2 separate regions of the Homo sapiens genome follow, and region 1 is linked to region 2. A link is a loop called in an ENCODE intact Hi-C map of the cell type or tissue named here. Cell type or tissue: left lung. All regions are shown on one strand. Each heading gives the region's core, and the rest is flanking DNA. Links, peaks and the distances in the headings are about the cores only. Region 1 holds the start of LOC105377521 (a long non-coding RNA gene). Region 2 overlaps TLL1 (tolloid like 1).

What was found. Hi-C counts contacts between places; a loop is a spot of excess contacts. Peaks named below come from ENCODE experiments on the same cell type or tissue, not always from the same donor. Only the 100,000 strongest peaks of a DNase experiment are listed, where the experiment ranks them.
Region 1: a loop joins it to region 2, with 8 times the contacts of the local background. A loop is called at or near these places in 12 of 110 quality-filtered maps.

Annotation. Positions count from the first base shown.
Region 1 is chr4:165,851,981-165,864,626 of GRCh38, reverse strand. It overlaps LOC105377521 (a long non-coding RNA gene), which reads left to right and starts at 8,923. Exons shown (of 3, transcript XR_939420.1): 1 at 8,923-8,973; 2 at 10,255-10,338. In left lung, for the core only: no CTCF peak of the experiment used is centred there; no DNase peak of the experiment used is centred there.
Region 2 is chr4:166,086,452-166,099,097 of GRCh38, reverse strand. It overlaps TLL1 (tolloid like 1), which reads right to left. Exons shown (of 21, transcript NM_012464.5): 19 at 7,757-7,970. Among named protein-coding and RNA genes, the nearest start is that of TLL1, 220 kb to the right of the region's middle. In left lung, for the core only: CTCF peaks have their summits at 6,783 and 6,984 (motif pointing right); no DNase peak of the experiment used is centred there.

The sequences.
Region 1 (12,646 bases), core at 4,923-9,922, 230 kb after region 2:
CTGCATGGCACTGAAACTCTGAATTTCAAAGAAACTGTTCAGGAGTCAGGACACTAATTGGCCCTAATGTGTTTTAGAGTATGGTATTCTAATTGGCACACTGTCGAGGCATTACCCAGATGTACAAAAAGGATGCTTTATGTAGACTAAGGTTGGCAGCTGTGTCCCTGTTGGCTGGTCAGTTTTTTGACATCCTGCGACCTCTAGTGAGAACCAGAAGTTGTCAGCCAACATAAATTTCCTTGCCCAGTCTGAGTTTCTATAGGAGCAGCAGATAAAGAAAAGCCCCTCAGCTAGACTCATAGAATACTTTTGCTTTTTTCAGATCACAGCGTTTTTTTGGGCTTGAGAGGATGAAACTATTTTCTTAAATACCTTTAAATTTTTTCCTCAAAATCTCTAGAAATTTTATTTCAGTCCTTCAATTACTATTTCAGTACCTTCAATCATTATTTCAGTACTTTCAATTACTACTCTAAAGTTAGTAAAAATAAAAAAGCGTGAAAAGTCCAATGAAAATATGAAGTAAGTCTTAAGGGTAAAAAAAATGTGTCTCAACTATATATTACAAATAAGCAAAAGTAGACTGTTATCTCACATATGTTTTTCAGTAAACATTTTTACAAATTATATGCTCAAATTTTAGAATGGTTCTATTATACAATATTTTTGGTTAATCCTAAAAGCATAGTATTATTCACTGAAAATAAGATACAAAACAAGCGGATTTCAATACAAAATAAGTACATAAGGTTAAATGAGACTGTCCTGACTTTAACTCCCAAAGCATGTATAGCAGAGTACCTGATATACTGCTCATTCTGAAAAGTTTCCTTGCAATAGCTATAACTTTTATAAAGATGCTTAGTTGCTTAAAGGCAACGTGTATTTATTAACAATAAAATATAGGCACAGAAAGATAAATAACACATGACCAGCACCCAAACTGAACATACAATCTAATGGGTGGACAACAGTTATAACTTCACAGAATGTGATAAATACCTGACACGAGGAACAAACGAAGAATTCTATATGTTCTACGAAAAATGATCATTGTCGGCCGGGCATAATCCCAGCACTTTGGGAGGTTGAGACGGGTGGATCACCTGAGGTTGGGAGTTTGAAACCAGCCTGACCAACATGGAGAAACCCCGTCTCTCCTAAAAGTACAAAATTAGCTGGGCATGGTGGCACATGCCTGTAATCCCAGCTACTCGGGAGGTTGAGGCAGGAGAATCGCTTGAACCCGGGAAGAGGAGGTTGCGGTGAGCCGAGATTGCACCATTTCACTCCAGCCTGGGCAACAAGAGCGAAGCTCTAACTCAAAAAAAAAAAAAAAAAAAAAAAAAAGGAAAAAAACAAAGAAAGAAAGAAAAATGATCATTTTCACTTTAGGAAATGAGGGAAGGATTTATATAGCAGATGCTACATGACTTGGACCTAAATAGAGACTAAGGAGAATGAGGGAGAATGAAACAAGTGGCAGCAAGTACCTTTCTGCCTTCTTTGATGCTCTGTAAATTCTGTTCATCCTTTTCAGCCTTATTTTAGCCTCACTTAATCTGTAAGATAAATGTGGAAAATATACCTTGGATACTAATCATATATTTTTCCCCAAATTTACCTAGACTTTCAACTTTCTGCATTTTCACTTTTTTGTTGTTAATAACAGTGAACATATTAATGCATTGTGTGCACTAGGACATTTGGTATAAATAATACTCATTGAAAATGGATTTTACACTTAAACACTTAAAAATAGTTTTTCAATGTTTCCGAACTACAGTTGCTATGGAAATTATAAATGTTATCTTCACTTAGAAAAACTGGAACACTTCATACCTATTCTTTAGTGCTATCACATTTAACAGTGTTCCAAAAACATGAGTTCAAAGATTTTTTCCAGAAAAAAGGTAAGATTTCTTAGTCAAATAAACCTTGTCCTGGAAATTTGTAAGCTATATATATTTAATATACATAGGATATATATTTTATATTTAATATGTATTATATATATCAAATGTATTTAACTATCTCAAACTTTTTGACAATCTCTTAAAATTTCTGTTCCAGTGATTACTTTTTGGGAAACATTCCTATAGATATTTATACACAGCAGTAATATTTTATACTCACACATATGACACAATATATTTATAATGTTCTGATATAATTATATAACTAAGTAAAAATAGATACGTGTATGTATGTAGGTATGTAGTTATTACTGGAAATGTAATTTTGCTTAGATTTCAGTATAGGGGATTTGAGCATGGGGATCTCATTATGTCCTAAAGATTCTATTAGATAAACTCTACCAATATAATGACAAAATATTTTATCATTTAGTCAATCAATAGAATACAAAATTTATCGATTAAATTGGGCCATATTGTGACTTGCGTGCTTTGATTGTCTTTCTTCTTTCTTCTTTTTTCTCCCTTTCTCCCTTTCTTCATCTTTCCCTCCCTTCCTTCTTTCCTTTCTTTTTTAGTTTTTTTGTTTTTTTTTTTTGGTAAGGAATTTAGTTTAAATAGTTCTAGAGATATTCTTTTGGCTCTAGCATTCTAAACTTTTTTAAAATTCATTTTTAAACTAAATAAGAATATTGTAAGAAACACTAGAGGTTTGCATTTGTTTTCTTTATAATATTTGGCAGTACTGAGCTAGTTTCCAATTTTGTAATTAGTAATTTTGAAAATAATTTCAATTAATCACCCAATATAATTCAACTAAACTACAATATATATGATGAGGGGACATAGAATCAAAAGTTGTATTAAATTTAAAAACATTAGTTATTTGACTCTTTTAATAATTTTTTTATCATGGATCATCAGAATCATAGCAATTAAAATGATCTTGTTCAACTCTCTCATTTCTAAAATGATTGAAATCCTGTTAATACCTTGTAGATCTGCAAGAGTGGCAGGTAGCCAATAAAAATCTTAGCTATTTTCATGTTCTTTGGTTTTAGGCTCCACTTTTTCCTTTAAGTTTATGAGTCAGGATCTGAGCTAGATGACTGAGTCTTCATTCATCACAAGTTCTTTATAATATATGTGAATATTCGAAACTATTTGAGACTCAATGCAGCCTGCCATAGGGAGCAGCATTACTTAGCTATGTCTCCACATGCAAAAGGAGATGGATAAAGATACTTTCTTTTATATGATTGATGAGGGACAACTGAGCAATGGCATTATATTCTCTATTTCTCATGTTTATTAAGTCATCTTATGCCTGAAACAGAACTGGTCACTTGCAAGCTCTCTATGATGCAGAGAGAAATTGATAACAAGTTTAATGCTATTCAAAGATTATATGGCATAATTTGTTCCTGTAGTTATTTTACTGCTCTATGAAGAAACTGACCCATAAAGTAAACCAATACTGTGAAGTAAATTCAGTTTTACTTTATTTCCAACTCAAGTCAACCAGCACTTTGCTGTGTACTCCAAGGAATAAAATAAAAAGGACATGGTTTCTGACCTAAAGAAAAGTACACTTTTATAACATAGAAATAGTCACCTACTAGCTGATTATTTGACTGCCATGGAAATCCAAAATGGCTTCACCACCATAAAATGAAGAGTAAAAGGAAAAGTATGTTTTAAGTTTGATGTTTTCTATGTCTGTTTTAATTCGTTCTTTCATGAACACAACACTAGGTAGAATAGGCTCTCTCTATTACTTCCTTCATAATTAAAGAATAGTTTGTAAACATTATGCTACATAAATCAAATGCTAGATATCCAATCTCCCTTCTAGAGTAATTTTATCATCTACTTTGTTGATTAGCTAAACTGAAAGGTGCACTCAATTTGGCAATGTTGGAGAAAATATTTTGCTTCTATTAACCTGTCAAAGAGTGTTTGCTCATAAGTGTTAAACTGCTACAAGAAAAATAAAATATTCAGCCTTTTTTTGATTGTTTGGATCATATTTTTTATCACTTAAAATTATGGTTTTATTTGCTACCTTTGATAAATATTTCTGAGTGCTAAGTGTACTAAGAGTTAGGGCTAGCAATATGGAATCTAAACAATTTGAAGACTTATCTCAGATGACTATTTTTTTAATTTTTTCAGATTGTTTCATTTTGTACAGGGATTAAGAAGAGTGATTTTTCCACCAGTGGAAGTTCTTTTTTAGAAAGATGATGCTTTGTCATCTGAGATGCTTGGTTCTTTCATGGATATTTAGGTTTTCCCCATGTCTTGAATCAAATTTGAAAATTTTATTTTTCTTAGAAAAGTATGGACCCCATTTCATTTGTTTTGTCAATGTTTTCAAATTTGTAAATACTTATGTGTACAGTGTTTTATCATTTCTCTGTTTTGGTACATCTCATGCCTTTTTTGTTCCCAGTTTTATAAATTTCGTATTTTACTTTATTAAACTAGTCAAAACATGTTCTTTTTCTAGTTAATTTATCTATTTCTTTGTTAATTCTTTTTAATTTCATGTTCATTTTATTGAAAATTGTTAACATCTTAAGTCTCCAGTTCATTTATTTCCATTTCTTCAGGAATGAGCAGATTTATGATGATGTAGTATACATTTGGAGTTCAGTTGCAGGAAGCAAAAACTGTTCTATTTTAAGCAGAAGGAAATCTGATGGAATTGTATGCTTAGAAAGATCTTGGAAGGCCTGGAGAAACAGGCTTGATTCTAATTCAAGAACGACCCCAGAATAAGATCACAAACCTGGCCTGCCGAGGGAGGCACCCATTGGATAGACTCAGAGAAGGAAGAATTAAGCTATCACTGGAAAGGTTGACTTCAAGAACACACCCCTTTAGCTTTGATGCAGAAAATCAGGAAGATGTTATTACCATCACATCTTCCTCTGAAGGAACTCTAGAGAACTGCTGCAGAAATAGTTTCTACCCTGAGAAACTGCCTCAGCACCAGGAAAACGCCTCCTTGACTTTCATCTTCTAGACCTCTGCTGCCCAACACAGCAGCCACTAATCACATGTGGCTACTGAGTACTGGAAATAGGACTAATCCAAATGGAGACATGCTCTAAGTTTAAAATACCACAAGATTTCAAAGACATAATGGGGAAAAAGAAAGAAAGAAGGTAAAATATTCCAATTTTTAAATCTTGATGACATAATGAAATGAAAATATTTTGAAATGTATTCAATATTAAATATATTGGGTAAAATAAAATGCATTCTTAAAATTAATTTTTAATTTTGGCTGTTTTCTTTTTGCCTTTTGTAATGTGACCACTAGAAGATTTAAAATTGTATAGGTGGCTCACACTATATTTCAATTGGGCAGTGTTGTTCTGGAACTCATAAGAACATATCTCTTAGCCAAATCAATTTCACACCCAAAAATTTAGGTGCAACAAAGTCATGGAAAAGTAGATTTTAGCCTTCTAGTTTCTGTCATTCAGAAAAATCCCCCTAACTGGAAGCTGAGAGATACTCAGTGTGCTAAGCCACTATATCTTCCACATGAAGTTTTTTGGGTTTTTTTGAGACAGTCTCGCTCTGTCGCCCAGGCTGGAGTGCAGTGGCGGACTTGGCTCACTGCAACCTCTGCCTCCTGGGTTCACGCCATTCTCCTGCCTCAGCCTCCTGAGGCAGGAGAATGGGACTATAGGTCCCGAGCTGGGACTATAGTTGCCTGCCACCATCCTGGCTAAATTTTTTTTATTTTTTTAGTAGAGACGGGGTTTCACTATGTTGGTCAGGCTGGTCTTGAACTCCTGACCTCTTGATCCACCCGCCTCGGCCTCCCAAAGTGCTGGGATTACAGGCATGAGCCACCGCGCCCGGCCCACATGAAGTATTTTTTAGGAAAAAGTTCAGGCAATACTTCATGAGGTTTAAAACTTAGTTTTCTCATTGCAATGATCTTTGATACTATGTAGTTTTATTGTAATTTTATTTTATTTACCCAAAATTATTTAGAATATTTATTTTTTAATCTTCCAGAGAGCTTATTTTTTTAACTTCCAAGTACTGCATTTAAAATTTTAAGTTTTCTTTACCAATTTATTATTAATTCTTATTTTATTATATTTTTGTGGTGTAATCAAATAAGGTAGCCTTGCACATTTTTTGTGTGTTTGGAATATAGTCACATTTTCTTTGTAGTCAAAATACAACCAGCTTTTGCAGAAGCCTCATGGGCATGTGAATGGAACAGGTTTTTTCCTACAGAAGCATAAAAAACTGAATTTGTATGTGTGAATGTCTTTATTTACATTAATCAAACTGTCAGCACCCTTGCTTTTGGTCTTGCTTTGTTGTTGTTTCATTTTGTTTTGTTTTGTTTTGGGCATGACACATCTTTTAAAGACAGGGATATGTAAACGTCGCCAATTTTGCTAAAAATGACTTACAATTAGGAAACAAAGTAAAACATTTAGCATAGGAGCAAAATATAGGCTGGTATGAGGTAAATCTAATTAAAAAGGTAATAATAGGAAACAAGAAAGTTTTGTAAAAAAAAAATTTGTCTGTGAGGATTGGAAAAAGGCACCACATAGGACAAGATATTTTATGTGATTTAAAATAGGAGGATTTGAGATTACAGAAAAGGAGGAGTTACAGCCCATGAGAGCAAATAACGATGGGCTTGTGACAATATAGTGAATGTTTGCCGAACCTAATGATACAGGTTTTCTGGAATAGAATTGTATATTGGGAAAAACAGTAATGTTGAACGATGTTTTCTTTTATTTTTAAATTTTATTTTATTTTATTTTTTTGAAATGGAGTTTCACTCTTTCACCCTGGAGTGCAGTGACGCAATCTCGGCTCACCGCAACCGCCGCCTTCTGGTTTCAACAGATTCTCCTGCCTCAGCCTCCCAAGTAGCTGGAATTACCGGCACCTGCCACCATGCTCAATGTTTTCTTGTATTGGTTGAACATTTGTATTAGTTCTCCTGGAAATACCTTTTTTTTAATAATCTTTGACTAGTTTTCAATTGAATTTTTTGGATTTCCCTTAAGGATTTGTACTTCTTACATAATCACTGCAAGTATTTTCCCCATGTTTGTTATTTTCTTTTTAATTTGTGTGACATATTTGCGACATACAGAAATTTTCATTTGTGATCTCAATTTAATTGCTCTTTACTTTGTGATTTCATTTTACTTCATGAAAGTAAAATGTTCATTGCTAAAGTTCAAATATTATGTGCACTTTGCTTTCTGCATTCTCTGTGTTTTTCCTAATTTAATAAACTGGGAAATCAATTTTCCTAACACATTCTTATTAAATATTCTTCCTTTCACTATAGTTTGTGACACTAAAGTCTACTTTTCAACTATAGATCCTGTTCTTTGGAAGTACCTGCCCATATAATTCTGGATCTACATTGTTCTAATCATTTTGGCTTCATATTATATATGTTTAATATGGTATATAGGGCCAGGTGTGGTGGCTCACACCTGTAATCCCAGCACTTTGGGAGGTCGAGGCAGGCAGATCACCTGAGGTCAGGAGTTCCAGACCAGCGTGGCCAACATGGTGAAACCCCGTCTCTACTAAAAATACAAAAATTAGCCAGGTGTGGTGGCGGGCACCTGTATTCCCAGCTACTGGGGAGGCTGAGGCAGGAGAATTGCTTGAACCCGGGAGGTGGAGGTGGCAGTGAGCTGAGATCGCACCATTGCACTCCAGCCTGGGCGAGAGAGCGAGACTCCATCTGAAAACACACACACACACACATTTTTTATATTTATATTTATTTTTTTATATATAGGGGACTATATATACATATATATAAATATATATATATATAAAATATATATAGGGTCCCCAAACCCCTAGCTGTGGACCAGTACCTGTCTGTGACCTGTTAGGAACCTGGCTGCACAGCAGGAGGTGAGGGGAGAAAAGTGAGCATTACTGCTTGAGCTCCTCCTGTCAAATCAGCAGGGGTATTCGATTCTCACAGGGATACGAACCCTATTTTGCAAACTGCACATGTGAGGAATCTAGGTTGCACACTCCTTATGAGACTCTAACTAATGCCTGATGATCTTAGGTGGAGCAGTTTCATCCAGAAACCAGCATCTCCACCCCGTCTGTGGAAAAATTAACCTGTCTCTGGTGCCTAAAAGGTTGGGGACCACTGGTATATCATATATATTATAGAACATACATTTTATTCAGTATACAGTTATTTGCTAGCACTATTCTCTCTTTAATCTTCTTGTTAAAAATGCATTTAGCTGTTTTTCCCTGAACTTCTAACAAGTTTAAGCTATTGAAGCATCCATGGAGTTTTTTTTTTTAAATTATATAAAACTACAGTTAATTAGGAGATAATCAACATCCCTATTCTAATATTTTTATTCAGGAACATGTTTCTTGTATTCATTTAAGTGAGCTTTATTGTCTCTCAGCAAAATTTCATACTTTTTTTCACAGAGTCACTGAACTTTCTTGATTAAAGTTATTCTTAGGCATTTTTATTGCAAATAAGTGGGATATTTTCTAACAGAATTGCTGGTAGCATATTTAGCTTTAAATTACAATCTGTGGACTCTGATTTTTCATCATTGTCACAGCCTAATTTCTTCATGTGATTACGAGGCACTCAATAAATAATAAAGATATGATTTTTGCCTTCCTTTAGTTAATGCTTATTAAAAGGGTAGTGAGTTTTGCTTACACACAAAAAAGTATTCTTCGGACCAAATTCATGTTCTGCCTTAAGTTTCTCAAGACTAGTTCTATTACAATACTGAATTAAGAGGCAGTAGAGGAAACGTTGGAGAAGGGTAGTTTGTGCTTCTCCTTGGCCTCCAGTTACTTATTCTGGAAAATTCTATCTTAGTTCTCCCAGTGAGAAGACAATAACTCTCCTTCGCTAGAAATACTACACAAATGTAGGAGAGAAAGGAAAAAACATATTTGTTTCTCATTATCTCTTTTACATATACCATCAGTTTGCATCAGCAGATGGGTCCACAGCAATGGAGTTGTTCAGGTAGGCCCCACCCTTGACTATTAAAATATTGACAGTCAAACAATAATGTTACAATGTGAAGTTTATTGAAAGGATAACAAAATGAGCATTTTCATTACAAATTAAATGTCATTTTAAATGTACCACATCAAACTTAATTTGTCTTGTTTTTATATATTGAGGTAGTTGTAATTCAAAGTATTAATGCCAGTCAGTAAAGCATATACCAATTAAACTTGGATATTTGCATACATTCTCTGTAGGTGTCAGCATTGCTTTGTAATAGTCTTATGCACAGAACTGTGTTTTCATCATGTCATAGGATGTAACTTTCATGTTAAATTCTAGTTAAACACCAGAAGGGCCTCTCTAAGTCTCTAAGACATCTCCTGGATTATTCTGTATTTCTTAATCACAAATGTGACTGAATGATTAATCAGCTTGGAAAAAAATGGATATTTATTGTCTTTCTTTAGGCATGGATAAGTACTTTCAAGGTTTTACGTGGCATTCTCTGGATATTAAAATAAGATGCTTTGAAAATATACAATACAGCATACATAGAACCTAATTCTATTTGGCATATTTAGAAACGACATTCATTATTTATTGTCGGGAGAACAGTTAACATAGCATTCTATGGAGTGATTTAGATTGCAGACACCACCACATCACTGTTTTCACAGTTTGAACTAATTATACACAGACTTTTTATTGGATAAAGTTATTAGGATTCAATCTAGGGAGTGCCTATTTAAGAAGGAAAGACATATACAAATTTATGTTCACACTAGGAGGGTATCTATTCTTGGGGCAATTTTCTGATTCAGAGACTTAGAGATGAATGAAATCCTAAAGTAGTAGAATCTGAATGCTTTGTGCATACGAACTTGCACCTGCAAGCAGTCCTGCTATGGACAGCCTCTGTCATGAGACCTGTATTCATTGTGTACATGGCTCTCATTCTCATTTTTTTTTTTTTTTTTTTGAGATGGAGTCTGGCTCTGTCACCCAGGCTGGAGTGCAATGGCGCGATCTCAGCTCGCTCACTGAAACCTCTGCTTCCCAGATTCAAGCGACTCTCCTGCCTCAGTCTTCCAAGTAGCTGGGATTACAGGCACATGCTGCCATGCCTGGCTAATTTTTTTTTTTTTTTGTATTTTTAGTAGAGACGAGGTTTCACTATGTTGGCCAGGCTGGTCTCGAACTCCTGACTCTGTGATCTGCCTGCCTCCGCCTCCCAAAGTGCTAGGATTACAGGCATGAGCTGCTGCGCCCAGCTATGGCTCTCATTCTCTACAGGATGGTGGATAATACAAGCATGTTGGAATTACTATGGAGGCACAATGCTTACAAGAAACCCAACTTGCAAAACTAAGATTACAGGTATTTATAATTGTAAATGATTGCATATTATAAATTGTAAACGACTACTGTAATTAAAAATGTAACAGAGAAAAATCAAGGTCTCAGAAAGCACATAGCCAGGTGTAACTATTCAGTGTGGAAATCATTTTTAGTAAGGGACAATAAGCCTTTCTGTTCACCCAGTTTCTTTAAATGGTACTCTAGTATCTAGCAAAGTTACTAGCTGCCTTCTTCTATGTAATGGTGTGAGAAAATGTTAGTAAATACTATCCATTTTTCCTTCAGTAAATTATGCCAGGATAATTTTATAATCTATTTTGCAGCTCCTTCTGAGGTAGACATTCTTTGGAACATCTGCAATAGAGTAGTTCAGGTGTGAAAGAAATCAGGAGCAGTTTCTCTTTATATACCACACAACATATGGACTCTCACTTGTAGCTGGCAGAGATGCTTCTGCAAAGAAAAAAAAAATAGAAATTTCCGCCAAATTTCTCCAGAAATTGAATCCTTATGAACCAAATTTGATTATTTTCTCATATAAAAGTGAAATTAAAAAATGTGACATACGGAAACACAGTATTTAGATAATGCCACTCAGAGCAGCTGATTGCCAACATGAAGGTATTTGGAGGGAAACTTTTAGAAAGGTATTATCATTCTAGGTTGGAAATCCAAAACAAAAAACTTTTTTTTCTAGTATTCATTTAAATACAATTAACTTTTGATGCATTTTCATGAGAGCCATTTTCTGACTCATAAATGCTTACAAGATAAGAGGATCATCTTCTAGAGTCTAATGGTCAGATAACAGTAAAACAGTTTTGGTTGTTTGAATCACTGGGACAGAAAGTATACAATGTCAGAGCTGGAAAGGACCTAAGGGACAATCTAATCCAGTACTTTCCTCCTTATAGGTTAGAAAACTAACTCTCAAAGAGACTTAACCATTCACCCACAGTTTCACAAGACTAGTTCCATCCAGCTAGGCCTCCTGGTTGTTATTTCAGTATTCTTTTCATTGATCCCAGAAACCTATCGATCAGTTTTAGACTTGGAATGTCTAAACAGAGTCAGATTGTACCACTAGATATGACGGGTTTAGGTGTTTTAAATAATTTATTCAATTAAAACTCAAAGTAGATGTATGTATTTACTAGTTGCCCTTTAGATAGAATAAACGAACTTTGGAATATTTTAGTGAAATACCACAGTTTCACATAAAAGCAGCCTTAAAAATTAAGGTAGCAATTGAAGGAATAACTAAATTGGGCCTAATCTTTGGTGTTCATGTGTATTTTGATACTATTTTTGACAGAAATTTCCTTTTTCCTAAATGATTTGTCAATAGTATTAATTATGACTACTGAATTCTCTAGACTGATTGTTAAATATCCTTCTACAAAACAGAAACATACTGGAATTTCTGTGTGGGGATCCATACATATATTTTATTGGAATTCCCACAATGTTCTGCAGGTCTTTAAAAACAAAAACTGCACCCGAGGAGATTTCTACTGATAGACCTATATTTACACCAACTTGTTTTATTACACTTGCAATTCATACAGGAGACTCCATTTCTGATACTTGTTAGATCATATTATCACTGTCCGTTGAACATAACTTTTAAAACATTGTGGCTGAAACTTGGGTGAAAATAGATCACTTTTTTTTTCCTGGCAACAAATCTCTATGTTAATCAAATTTGCCAGTTGAACTTATTTATTGTTAGATTGTGTCACAAACTAGAACCCACTATTCAAATCCCAGAGGGCACATATGCTTAATAACATCTTTTCTTCATCATGAATATATTTCTAGGATGACTATGTAGTCTCACTTCCCGTGGACAGTCTCGGTTTCTTCCTCTTCCTGCATAATAATAATAGCATCCCTGTCACTATCAAAAGATGATAATATATGATCAGTATAGTGATAATGCAAACAAGAAAAGTACAGTATATGCAATCCTCCTATGTTCAAAAAAGGTAAAACATGGAGGAGGTTCTGCTTAGAGTTTATGTGAGTCTGATGTTGCTGCTATAATTTAAAACAAAGCCTCTTGTGGCTTCTGCCTATGTACTTTACTATTGTTCATAGTCATAATGAGGTTATTTTGGGGGTCAACATGTTATTTGTTCCACAAAAGCTTCAGTTTAGCCTAGGAATGATTACAGTGGATTGCAAGGTCAGTGTTGCTAATAATCTTTATCTTTTCTCTCTAAAAAGTTCTGACTCTTTTCCAAAAATCTACATGCTATAGCTTCTGACCTTCTTTCATTACCACAGATACAAAGCTTTTCTGCTTTCTCCTTTATTCCTTATC
Region 2 (12,646 bases), core at 4,880-9,879:
CAGACATGGACGACCTGGGTTGGAATCTCAGTCCCAGTGCCTGCTGGCTCTGTGACTCTGGGTAAGTGATGTCTTTGAGCCATATTTTTCTCAAGGGTAAAATACAGATGAAAATAATGGTACCAATTTTAGTGAGGTCTGAGAATTTAAAACATGAAAATCACTTAGAATCTACCACTTAGTAACTCAATAATTTTTAAAATTGTTCTACCTAATACTGTCTCTAGTCTCAAATAACTATTTTCATAAAGAAGATGCCAGAGTATTAACTCAAGTTTAATCGTAACAATTTAAGAACCCCAAATGCAAAGAAGTAAGAAGTAACTTAAAATTCAACAATAGATATAAAACTCCTCTGCGTGTGTTTGTGTTATATAGAACTTTCTATATAGAATATATACAATAGTAGTATTTTACTTCGATAGAAATATTTATCTCACTTGATGGGGAAAAACCTACATATATCATTAATTATAATTATCTTCGCAGTTCTACAACCTATCCAACAATAGCCTGTGTTTATTACATGAAAAAATAGTAAATGTTCCTCAAAGCTCCTTTAAAAAAGATAAATTAATAAGCATAGGCTATACCAGTTATTTTTGAGTGAACTTTGTTGCTCAAGGTAAATACACCAAAGAAATAAATAAGTGTCCATAAAACCTTTTAGTTAGTATAATTTAGAGAATAAAAGGTTTCAAACACACTTCTCAGGAACACTTTGTAGTCAGAGCCCCAAAGCTTTTTTTTTTTTTTTTTTTTTGAGAAGAACTCTCGCTCTATCACCCAGGCTGGTGTGCAGTGGCGTGATCTCAGGTCTCTGCAACCTCTGCCTCCCAGATTCAAGCAATTCTCCTGCCTCACCCTCCCAAGTAACTGGCACTACAGGCGCTCACTACCACATGTGGCTAATGTTTTGTATTTTTAGTAGAGACAGGGTTTCATCATGTTGGCCAGGCTGGTCTTGAACTCCTGACCTCAAGTGATCCACCTGCCTTAGCCTCCCAAAGTGCTGGGATTACATGCATGAGCCACCACACCTGGCCAGAGCCCTATAACTTTTTAATTACTGGAGATTAAATAAAGGCAGAAAGCCTACAATGCCCCACCAACCTATCCAAGCAAGCATGGTGGTTAGGAGGGAGATAAAAGAATGGGATATGAAAAGTGTCAGGAGAAAGTAGAGTTTCTTTCTGTCCCTGTTTGTCAAGGATTGAAAGAGTTTCCGGGAAGCAGGAGTTTCACTGCTAAAATGAGGAATATCCCAGGGGAAATCCAATGTGGTAAGATCTGGAGAAGCAAAACCACTGGATAGCCAAGTACGATTGTAATACTGTGATGGTAGTCTGTGACCAGATAGTCCTTAGTGAAGATGGTTAGGCAGCTGAAATTCTAAATTGGACTTTTCAGATTTGAATATAGTTTACCCATATTGTGGTTTGTTGACTTTTAAATAACAAAATATTTCTGAATTACGGGTATGGAACCCCTTTCACATATGTCTGAATTCATGTGTGCCCAAGCAAATCTATGGGCATTGTCATAAACAACAGCAAATTCAGAGACCTTTGTGTGACTAACATATGAAGGAACTTGCAGCTAGGGTTCCAATCACAAGAATGACTTCCCCATTGGGCTGTGTTACACAGTGAATGTAAATGTCCCTCCATCTTCCAAATGGTAGATGAGTATCTCACACAACCTACTGATAGAGGTGCCACTATTACAAATGTATTTATGTGAGGAAATATTCCTGAAAGCTGGAATACCAATTAGCCTTGGGATTTTATCTCCCAAGTCCCACAAACTGGAAGCCAAGCACCTTCCCTTTCCCACTACGGTGGTTTTCTTATCTCAGTAACTCCAAGAATTATTTGCCCCTTCTTGGGATGGAACTCCCAGTCAAATTGCCCAGGTGCAAATCTGGCTCTGTTCTTTACCAGCTGGGGGACTTTTTTCCACAATTTCTTTTCTAAAAAGGGAATCATCCATAGTACTCACATCATAGGGTCCAGATGAAGAGTGCTTAGGTTCATATATGAAAAATGCTTGAAAGGTGCCTGGCATAGTAAAACCCATATAAATTTAAGCTACCATTATTATTGTTATTATTTTCCTATGAGCACATGTAAATGCCATCATCTGTACTCTACGATCCACTCAGGTATGAAATGAAAAACCAGGAAAATTGAACAACAATTTAAAGCACTATTAATCTTCTATTAGAAAGGAAAAATTCTATTTTTGAAGGCCAGTAAAATATTTTGTGAAAAATATTTCTGAATTCAACATGTAAATATGTAAATCACTGTAATCTCATTTACAGATTTTTAAAAATTCTACCTCTTCTCCAAGTTTGAGAATTGACTGATATATTTTGCTTTCAGCTTTTTAAAATAGCTTCAGCACTTGCATTACTTTATTCCACAGCCCAGGAAGAGCTGCAGGGGAGGACCTGGAGATCTGGTACAGGCAGCCTTTTGTGTGTCTGCCTCACAGATACAAGTTAGCACCACAAAGACCAGGATCCAGAAGAAGCAACCCTTCGCCAGCCACAGCTGGGAATAAAAATCAAGGAAGAACTGAAGAAATTAAACAGAAGAGGAAAAATGAGTTCATAGAGGCTTTATGAATCTGAAAATCACTGGAAGTTGTCTTTATGGAACTTTATTAAACACTTCTAGAAAAATGGCCTACATTTAAAAAAAATGCCTTAAATTGCATTTAGGGACAACAAGAAGTTCCCCCCGCCCCCGGTTTTGCTTCTGCTTTCGTTTATCTGTTGCAGTGCACACCCTCATTCCTATGGATCACCGCTCAAACTAATAAATCTGGAATTAATTTCTAACCGTGACACACACACACACACACACACACACACACACACCCATGACAGAATTCAGTCCACAGGATGAATTTGTAAAGAATGAAATGAACATTTGAATGCTATATGCAAAAGAGGTGTGATTTTATTAAACTGTAATTACTGTTGCACCAACCTATAATATGCCCTGAGAGAAATTCCAGAATAAAATAGGCAGCCTGAGGGCAATTGCTTCTGAGTGTTTTCCAGAATCCTCCCGGCCACTCAAGCAATGGTCAATAGGTCATTTATTGTAATAGGTCATTTTAAAAGATGCTTTTTAAATACGGTGAACACATTTTCATCACAGATTTCATCAAATCTACCTATTCATTTACCAAGTCAGAAAAATATAAAACCAGTTATTTAGTATGTTGGCAATAGCATTTTTACAGCAACTAAAGAACAGCTGCCAAAGCGGTTCTTACAGAATTCTGAGAAATGGAAAATGAAGCTGAATAAGAAAGGTAACAAGAAGGGAAGAGAAGCCTAGGGTGAACTTCATTTTAATTTGGAAAGACAGGTTTGTTTATTTCCTGGTAAAGTATTAAACTCCAGGAGATACCTTGTAATTTGACCTATAAATGCTTTTAGTGAACATTCCAATTTAATTGATTTAGATCAAATAATTTCCTTTCCAAAGAGTTTAATAATATATTATTTTTGAATGTCATTGACAAAGAGCATGATGTTTTATGTTACAGAAAAGAAGTCCCAAGAGAAAATGCTTTGATTTTAAAAATTATTTTCTCTCCATGTTTCTCCTGTTTTTCTGTTTTGTAGCCATATCCTCTTAGAAAAGACACAGGATTTTTTTCTTTACTAAAGATTTGTTTCCTTTAATTAACTTATTTAAGACTGGAGTAATACTGTTTGTTACCTATTAAAATAAATTTGGAATTAGAATTTGAGCAAACTATCAGAGGAAAAAAGAACTCTTTCCAATTAAGTCCATTTTCCGTGGACTTTTTTTTGACTTGTAAAGAAAAGCAGCCATCATTACACATTACAACATTTCTAATCACCTAGTTCAAAAATTCATAGTGTTTGAAATTTTTCTTGTGCATAAAATTAAAATTGTATACAGAAATATAAATTTACCTAAGCAAATTAAACTGTATACTTAAGGATCCATCAAAAATAGCCGTCCATATTCTAGAAGACAGTAAATAATGAATAAATGCTTTATACACGTAGCAAATGCTGACAGATACGGTACTGGACTTGGCTGTCTTGTCAGCAGAAATTGAAAGATAAATTGAAAATCATAAGTTTAACTTATCAGACTGTAAGCTGTCAATAGGCAGGATTCCCTTCTATTGTCTTAAAAATTCCCACACATTTACATTGTCCAAAGCAGATGCAAAATAAATATTTGATGAAAGAGTAGAATAAATGAACCTGTTAAAGAGATTTTGAGGAGAAATAAAAGCAGACATAAGTAAGAGTATTTCAGCATGTATGACTACTAGAAAGTAACAGAAAAAAGAAGTCTACCAGAAAAATTCCAACCTAGCTGAAAAAACAAACAAGTAACATAAAAAATTCTCAGAATAATAAAGGAACAGGAATTGCGAAGCCAGGACTCTAATTTCAACTGTTATTAACTTCTTGTGCTATTTCAGTTACCATTAAATGTTTTAGCCTCAAATTTCTCATTTCTGAAATGACAGGGCAGGCTTAAAGAATATCCATGGCCCGTTTTGCCTAACAAATTGTGATTGGGGTTCCTCACGTGGGTATCTGAATGGCTGTGAATGAAACAGGGAAATAAAATGAGCCTAGTCACTTATATATTTTGAAAAGATTTACTTAATATTTCTATAAAGAAGAATTCAATCTTCACCTAATAAGAATGACAGTTTTATATTCATTTTCTTCCTAATCCAAAAGTTTTACATGAGAAAGTATTACTATAGTAGCAAGTACACTATCTTTGGAGACAATCAGAATTAGAATAAAATCCAGGCTTTGACACTATTTTAGAAACTGCAAATTAATCACCCAGATTTTCACTGTCTTTGTCTGCAAAATGAGGATAATATCTATGTCATACAGTTCTTTTGAGGATTCAAATATCTATGTAAACTATGTGTGTATGCCTAAAATGCCCAGTGCATTCTCTACCATTGGATCACAATACATGACTGTAGGGAAAAGAAAGAGAGATCAGACTATTACTGTGTCTATGTAGAAAGGGAAGACATAAGAAATTCCATTTTGACCTGTACCTTGAACAATTGCTTTGCTGAGATGCTGTTAATTTGTAACTTTGCCCCAGCCACTTTGCCCCAGCCACTTTGCCCCATCTTTGAGCTCACAAAAACATATGTTGTATGGAATCAAGGTTTAAGGGATCTAGGGCTGTGCAGGACGTGCCTTGTTAACAAAATGTTTACAAGCAGTATGCTTGGTAAAAGTCATCGCCATTCTCTAGTCTCGATAAACCAGGGGCACAATGCACTGCGGAAAGCCGCAGGGACCTCTGCCTTGGAAAGCCGGGTATTGTCCAAGGTTTCTCCCCATGTGATAGTCTGAAATATGGCATCGTGGGATGAGAAAGGCCTGACCGTCCCCCAGCCCGACACCTGTAAAGGGTCTGTGCTGAGGTGGATTAGTAAAAGAGGAAAGCCTCTTGCAGTTCAGATAGAGGAAAGCCACTGTCTCCTGCCTGCCCCTGGGAACTGAATGTCTTGATATAAAACCCGATTGTACATTTGTTCAATTCTGAAATAAGAGAAAAACCGCCCTATGGCAGGAGGCGAGACATGTTGGCAGCAATGCTGCTTTGTTATTCTTTACTCCACTGAGATGTTTGGGCGGAGAGAAACATAAATCTGGCCTATGTGCACATCCAGGCATAGTACCTCCCCTTGAACTTAATTGTGACACAGATTCCTTTGCTCACAAGTTTTCTTGCTGACCTTCTCCCTATTATCACCCTGCTCTCCTAGCGCATTCCTCTTGCTGAGATAGTGAAAATAATAATCAATAAAAACTGAGAGAACTCAGAGACCAGTGCCAGTGCAGGTCCTTGGTGTGCTAAGTGCCGGTCTCCTGGGCCCACTATTATTTCTCTATACTTTGTCTCCGTGTCTTATTTCTTTTCTCAGTCTCTCGTCCCACCTGATGAGAAATACCCACAGGTGTGGAGAGGCAGGCCACCCCTTCACATGACCTCTATTAAGATAAAATTAGATCATCTCAATGGAATGTTAATCATAATGCAAACACCGCAAATGGCGTGCACGGGCAGAAGTCATGCAAATTAGGGAGTTATGGAGTTTTACTGCTGTAAGTAACCTTGGGAGTATTATTTTACAGATGAGAAAACTGAGATCTGAAGAAATGATCTTTTCAAAAGTTTCCTGCTAGTTAAGGGTTCACTTGTAGCAGGAACCCAGATGTACCAACACACTGGGACATAATGGAACCTCAGTTATCCCACTTACAAGGGGTAAAAAGAGACAGTATAAAAGTAAGTTTTTATAAAACTAAGAAAAAATACATAATCTTAAAATACTATATCATCAGCTATTTAAACAGTTTTGACAGTATATTTTCACACTACCTTCTTGGAACCTATGATGACGATATTTTCTAAAATCTGATGAACTCTGCGCTATCAGTGAAATATTGATTAAGTAATAGGATTTTATTTTTCCACCCCTTCATTAGGTGACAAGTTATAAGAAAAATATTCAAAGAGTAAATGTCAAATGTGTGGAAAATCTCTCATTAGCCTGACATTTCTCTGGTCCATGTAAGATTTTCCTCATGCCATAATATTTATATTTATATTAATCATAAGAAGCAATTAATTTGCATTATTGATAGAAGACCAATGATTACTATTATTAATCAGATTAGTATCCTGACAATATCTTTATCACAGACTTCAATATAAATCTAATGCTCATAATAAAATATACTAGAATGAAAAATAATGTTGGATAATGGAATAGTTAAAATTATGAATTACAAAATCAAGTGAAAGAATAAAAACAATCTGCAGAAATTCATGACAAAATTTCACTAAAATTATTTCATGGATGAATTTGTATTGTTTTTATACTGTGTTTTCCACCAAGGCAAATTTCTCCCGTGTATCAATCGTTTATGCATCAGCAATGCCACTAGGTGTCAGTATAAGCTAAATGACTAGCTAATATACATTTAACTGATATACTGTCTTAACTGAATGAAAAGGGCACATTCTCTAGATATTTTATGGAACATATAACTAAACTGTCTCCAAACTATAAGTAATGTTACTCTATATTTTTGTCTAAAATTTTTCATATTTTTCTAAATTAAATTCTATTTCTTTAAGATTTCCAGAGCAGTTAGTCGAAATCTGTAAGAGTAAATTAGAGAGTAGGATTAGGCAAAAGATCATGTTGCATACCAAATAAACAAAGGAAAAATAGAGGCTCTGTCAAATAGATCAGTCTTAAACTTATTTATAAAAATATATTAATGTAAAATCTAGCTAATCAGATAGGTTATTAGATAAAACACACATTTTTAATAACAAGCCATAGATTTCTATCTGTTAAATATAACATGTAAATCAAACTGCTAATGTTAATATGAAATACATTGTATAAATATTTAGGTACAGTTCTACTTAAACAAACTGCACTGTTCTACTTAAACAAACTGCACTGATCACAAATCAGACAGAAACTAGGGTTTTCCTAAAACTCAACAACTGCAAAGATCTTTAGGTAGGATGCTGTATGGTTCTGCAAATATTTCACAAAGTGCTTCAGTGAAATTTTATCTGCTATGCTTGGAGATTTATTTACAATCCTATTATTGAACCAAATTCACCAGAAGAAAAACCTGGATCTCAGTCAAAAAAGAGAAGCATGACTTGAATTTGCTGACCTGTAGAATGTGTAGCTTGAAAGCCTTTTCTTTGAACAGATGCATCAGAAACAAACCGAACAAACATTTTATTTCCAGTAGCCACAAGGGGATCTGGTATCTTGTTGCCACACAGTCGTCCAAGAATCGGTGACTTTTCTGTTTCTCCATCAAATACTTCTAAGTGGTCATAAGCACATTCTTGATGCTGCTCAATCTCAAATTCACTAAAGGCCTTTTTTAAAAAGAAGAAATAATTTTTTTAAAAAAAAACAAATCACTCAAAATGAGATAATTTTTGGGACAGAAATACATATCAATAAAATATGTTCAGGGCATACTAATAATTTAACACATTTACAGCATAATTAAGAAAGGTGAAATCAATAAAATATGTAATCTCTAAAAAGACACAATGAGGAAAACAATGTAATAACTTCATATGAAATTCCACTATTTGGCTATTAAAACCAATTCTACTATTGCAATTCAATCTCAGAATTTAAACAGAATATAAAAAATGGTATTTTATTCTGAATTTAATCCAAAGGATTCATCAGAAAATTTCAAACAATCATATTAAAAGATTGGGTCCTTCTGGGTTTGATAATCATAGAACCCGTTGAACATTATCCTACCCTTAGGCACTTAAACTAAACTCAATAAAGTATTATTATATTTTTACAAAACTTAAATGCAACAAATCTTCATAGCATAAATGAAAGGAGAATAATTTTCACTATATATTTGTTTATTTAGCTCTTACAAACCATATCATTAGCAAACACTGATAATACTTAATGCTAGAATATTTTTAATTTACTTTTCATGTAGATGGTACACTTATTTTAATATTGGACATCTTGGAGAGTTTGAATGCTTTGCTCTTATTTATGACATTTAAAAACTATTCTAATTTACCTGTGTTGTAATTTTCATCTGTGTGACTTAGCACATTTAAAATAAAAAATAATTAAATGTATAACACACTACAGATCACAAAGCAAAGTTTAATTGAGATGGACTGAAAATAATATTGTCCAAGCTATTAATAATTACATAAATTACAGGTTATTTGCCATTGCCAAAGGCTCTTTCCTTTCCCCAGAAAAACCATCATACATTGAAGAAATAAAGCCGCCATTCCTACTTAAGTCTATAGAAGAAAACTAAAATATTATAAAGCAAATAAACATGAAAAAGTATGAAATATATTTCAAACTTTGTTAATTTGCTATAATCCCTCCAACAAAATATTGGCACATAAATTTTAATATACTTATTTTCTTTGATACAGTTTTACTGAAGTGATCATAATGTTCAGTCTAATTGAAGACATACAAAACAAAAGAGACTAAAAATTGCTCTGTCTCAGTGTGAATCCACTGTCTATTCCATACCACACTACATCACCCACTATCACTTCTGACTTCGGAGGAGTGAGGAAAGAAATGAAATAAACAATTCATATTAACTAGGGAGTAGAAGAAAGGAATGGAGTTACTTAACGGAAGAAAGAAAAGGGGGAAAAAAAGCTGATCTCTCTTTTGTCTCTTTCCACTGCACTCTACTTAAAAAGTAGAAATAAAAAAAATTATAACCAATAAGCATTAGAGTAATTGTTTGTTATAATCATTATGGATGAAAAGGAAGGCTTACTTCATTTGATCAAAGATACTGGCTAGTACAAAAAGACTGAACATACCACAAAGAATCTCACTGGAAAGAGAAGACAGCGTAGGGAAATACAGTGAACAAGGAGACATCAGTAGAGTCTATTTATCCTGAAGCACAACATGCAAAGCAGGTGATAACTGAAGGAATGTGTCACTTGTTAATCTCTGTAACCCAGTGGAGTACACACATTGCGTAGGATGCAGAAGATTCTGAATAAGTATATGGATGTTTGCATAAACCTGTCAATGTATTTACCCAAAAACCTAGCTGACGTTTATGGCCAACCTCAAGTATGAAAATTCTACAGACAGGGCCTACTAAATCTCATTTTCTGCCTCTCATGAAATAGCAGTCTGCTTCTATTACCATTGTGTACATATATACACTCCTAACATCAGTTTGTAATTGATAGGAAACCACTATGAGAAAATTGGCTTAACCGCACCTAGAGTTCTTTACTAAATATGAAACTAAGCTTCTGAATTATAAATATAATGTTATTTCAAGAGGAAAAACATTGGTTCAGGAAAAGAATATCTGAAAACCACTGCATGTTGAGCAAGTATCTCTTTTGATTGTGATTTAAAGTCACTAATCTGTAAATATAAAGAGCAAAGAACCAGGGAAACCTGCTGCATAGAAGAGAGTATTTTAAGAAAGTTGGAGGTAGTGGCATTCTAAAGTATTTGCTATAAGTAATGGCTAAAGCTGGAATCAGAGTTTACAGACCACACATGTTCAGTCCGTTGATTGGTCCATTGAAGACTGAATGAATGAGATAAATAGGTGACTATTTTTCTTCCTAATGAAACGCAGGACGTCTGGCCTAAATCATAACATCTGCTTAACAGAACGGAGCAACACCACACAAAGTAGCATTGAGCTGGTGTGCTGGGGGCCATACTGACAGCTGGTCTGGTGCCAACTGGCTACAGCTCTTTATCAAATTACTGGTGGAATCAGACTGAGTCTGTAAGAGTCATATTAGTCAAAGGTTCCATAGCTGACATATACTCTAGTAATGCAGACAACTCTCATTCATTAAGGTATTAATGAATTTTCTTTTTGGAATAGGTAGCAACTTGTTAGGTCAAATGCCAAGGCTGGGTGGTCCTTTTCCAGAAATCAGCCTGAACTAAAAGCTCCACCACACACAAGCAAAGGTGTGACTAATTCACAGGCTGAGATCTCGGAAGTCTGTCCCTTGTATAGTAAAGATACCCACACAGAGAACCTTCCATACACAGTGACTTTACATCAACAGAAAATATTTCCAGGCCATAGAAATGTATTATAGGAACTCTTCGGAAAGGAAAAACTTCTAAAATATTTTTCAGAGTTCATGATGACAAGGTGTGATATGCCATTTATCACTTTATTCTACAACACAAGCTGAACCATGAATCTCAATATCTAAATAATAAAGAATGTGCACATTTCCAACCACCAGGAACCAATGCCGCAGAAATGTCCCCAGAAGACACTTAGTTTCCCGAAAAGTCTTGGAAGTTCACAATGGAGACAGGATAGCCAGCAAGGCTGAATGTATAAAGCTGTAAGGAACTTGGATTTCCACTCAAGCACTATCTTCCTTTGGTAGACTTAAATATTTTTCTTAAGTGTTTAAGACTTTATAAGTATTTGGGTATTAAAAAACTTTAAAGCATACTCATTCCATGATTATATTTCTATAATTTCAGGGTTACTAATCTGGGTTTTAGAAAGGCCAAAAATAAAGTGAATAACCATGGGCCCTAGTCAGAAATCCTAATGCATTTCCCACAAGACAAGCAAGCTAAGAGATTAAGGAGTCCAATTCAAAAGAAATAAAATTGAACTCTCGTTATAGGCTGTGGAAATAATAACTTTATTTCTGGAACACCCAAGCAAGCCTAATCTACCTGGCTGGCCCCTGGCCAGGCTTCCAGACGCTGTTCTCTCATATGAACATCTGTAGAGGTTCTTTTATTGAACATACAGGCAATAGCTAAAGAATGAGGCCTTACAGAGTAACTGCATATATTCACAAAGGACAAGATAGTAAAATGATAGCACTTAATGCAGAAATAAAATTTAGCAAGGGTGAACATTTAAACTAAAAGAAGTAAAGAGACTGATGCAATTTGAGCAACTGTAAGATAAGCTTTAGAGGTCCCCAGTCCCAGCCATCTTTCACCTTATCCTGTTTTTGGTAAAAGCTGGCATTTGGTTTCCCACAAAATATTTGAAGGATTAGAGGCCACTGGAAAAAAATGGCGTCATGGAGTACAAACCTCAGTCTCCTGATTCAAAAGAACCTTTTTTCTCCATGAGTCCTCTATAACTGTGATCAAATATATTTTTATGGATTTATGATGGATAATTATTTAACAGTTGTAGATGTTTTTGTTTTTTAAATATCCCATATATAAAGCTATAACTTGTAACTGTATGTTATATAGCAGAACTCCAAAACTCAAGGATATGATAAATCAACTAAAAATGATAGAAGCACATTAGCTTATTGAAGTATGCTTGGATGCCTAGAACTTTGTTTGTTTGTATTTTGTTTTGAATGAACATTAATTCAAAAGGTAAAAAGGTACCCTCAAATTTAATGATCAGAGTCTTTCAGAACCAAGACAGGATAAAAACAGGGATAACAGATACTTGTACTTACACATTTAGAACTTTGTCCCTTTTCTAGCAAGAAGACTTTTTTTTCCCCAAGCATCTTTTGACTGCAATTTCTTTGTATTTTAAAGCTATAATCATGCAGTCAGTACCTCATGCTTAAATAAACACACACACGCATAATAAAAACAAAGCAAATGTGTTTTTTGTGTGTCTTGGCTGTAGCAGACTGCCAAACATTTAATGCCTTAAAACAACACAAATTTATTCTTCTACAGCTGTGGAGGTCAGTAGTCTAAATTGGGAAGGCAAGGTTGTGTGTTTCTAGTCTAATTCTCCTCCCTTTGAATCCTGGCCAGACTTAGCGATTTGCTTTACCAACAGAATGTTCCGAAAGTTACATTCAAGGGCTTCTGAGGCTTCCATGGCCTCTTGGGACACTTTGGGGATCCAGGATTGACAGAAAAGAGTCTGGTTCCTTTGAGACCGCCATGTTGCAACGGTCATGTGTAGGTGCTATGGTTGTCCCAGCTGAGTCAGCCTTTTAGCCCTCCACATCAAGATGACAGACATACAATTGCAACCACCTTGACCCTTTACATATGCTCCCAGGTGAATCAA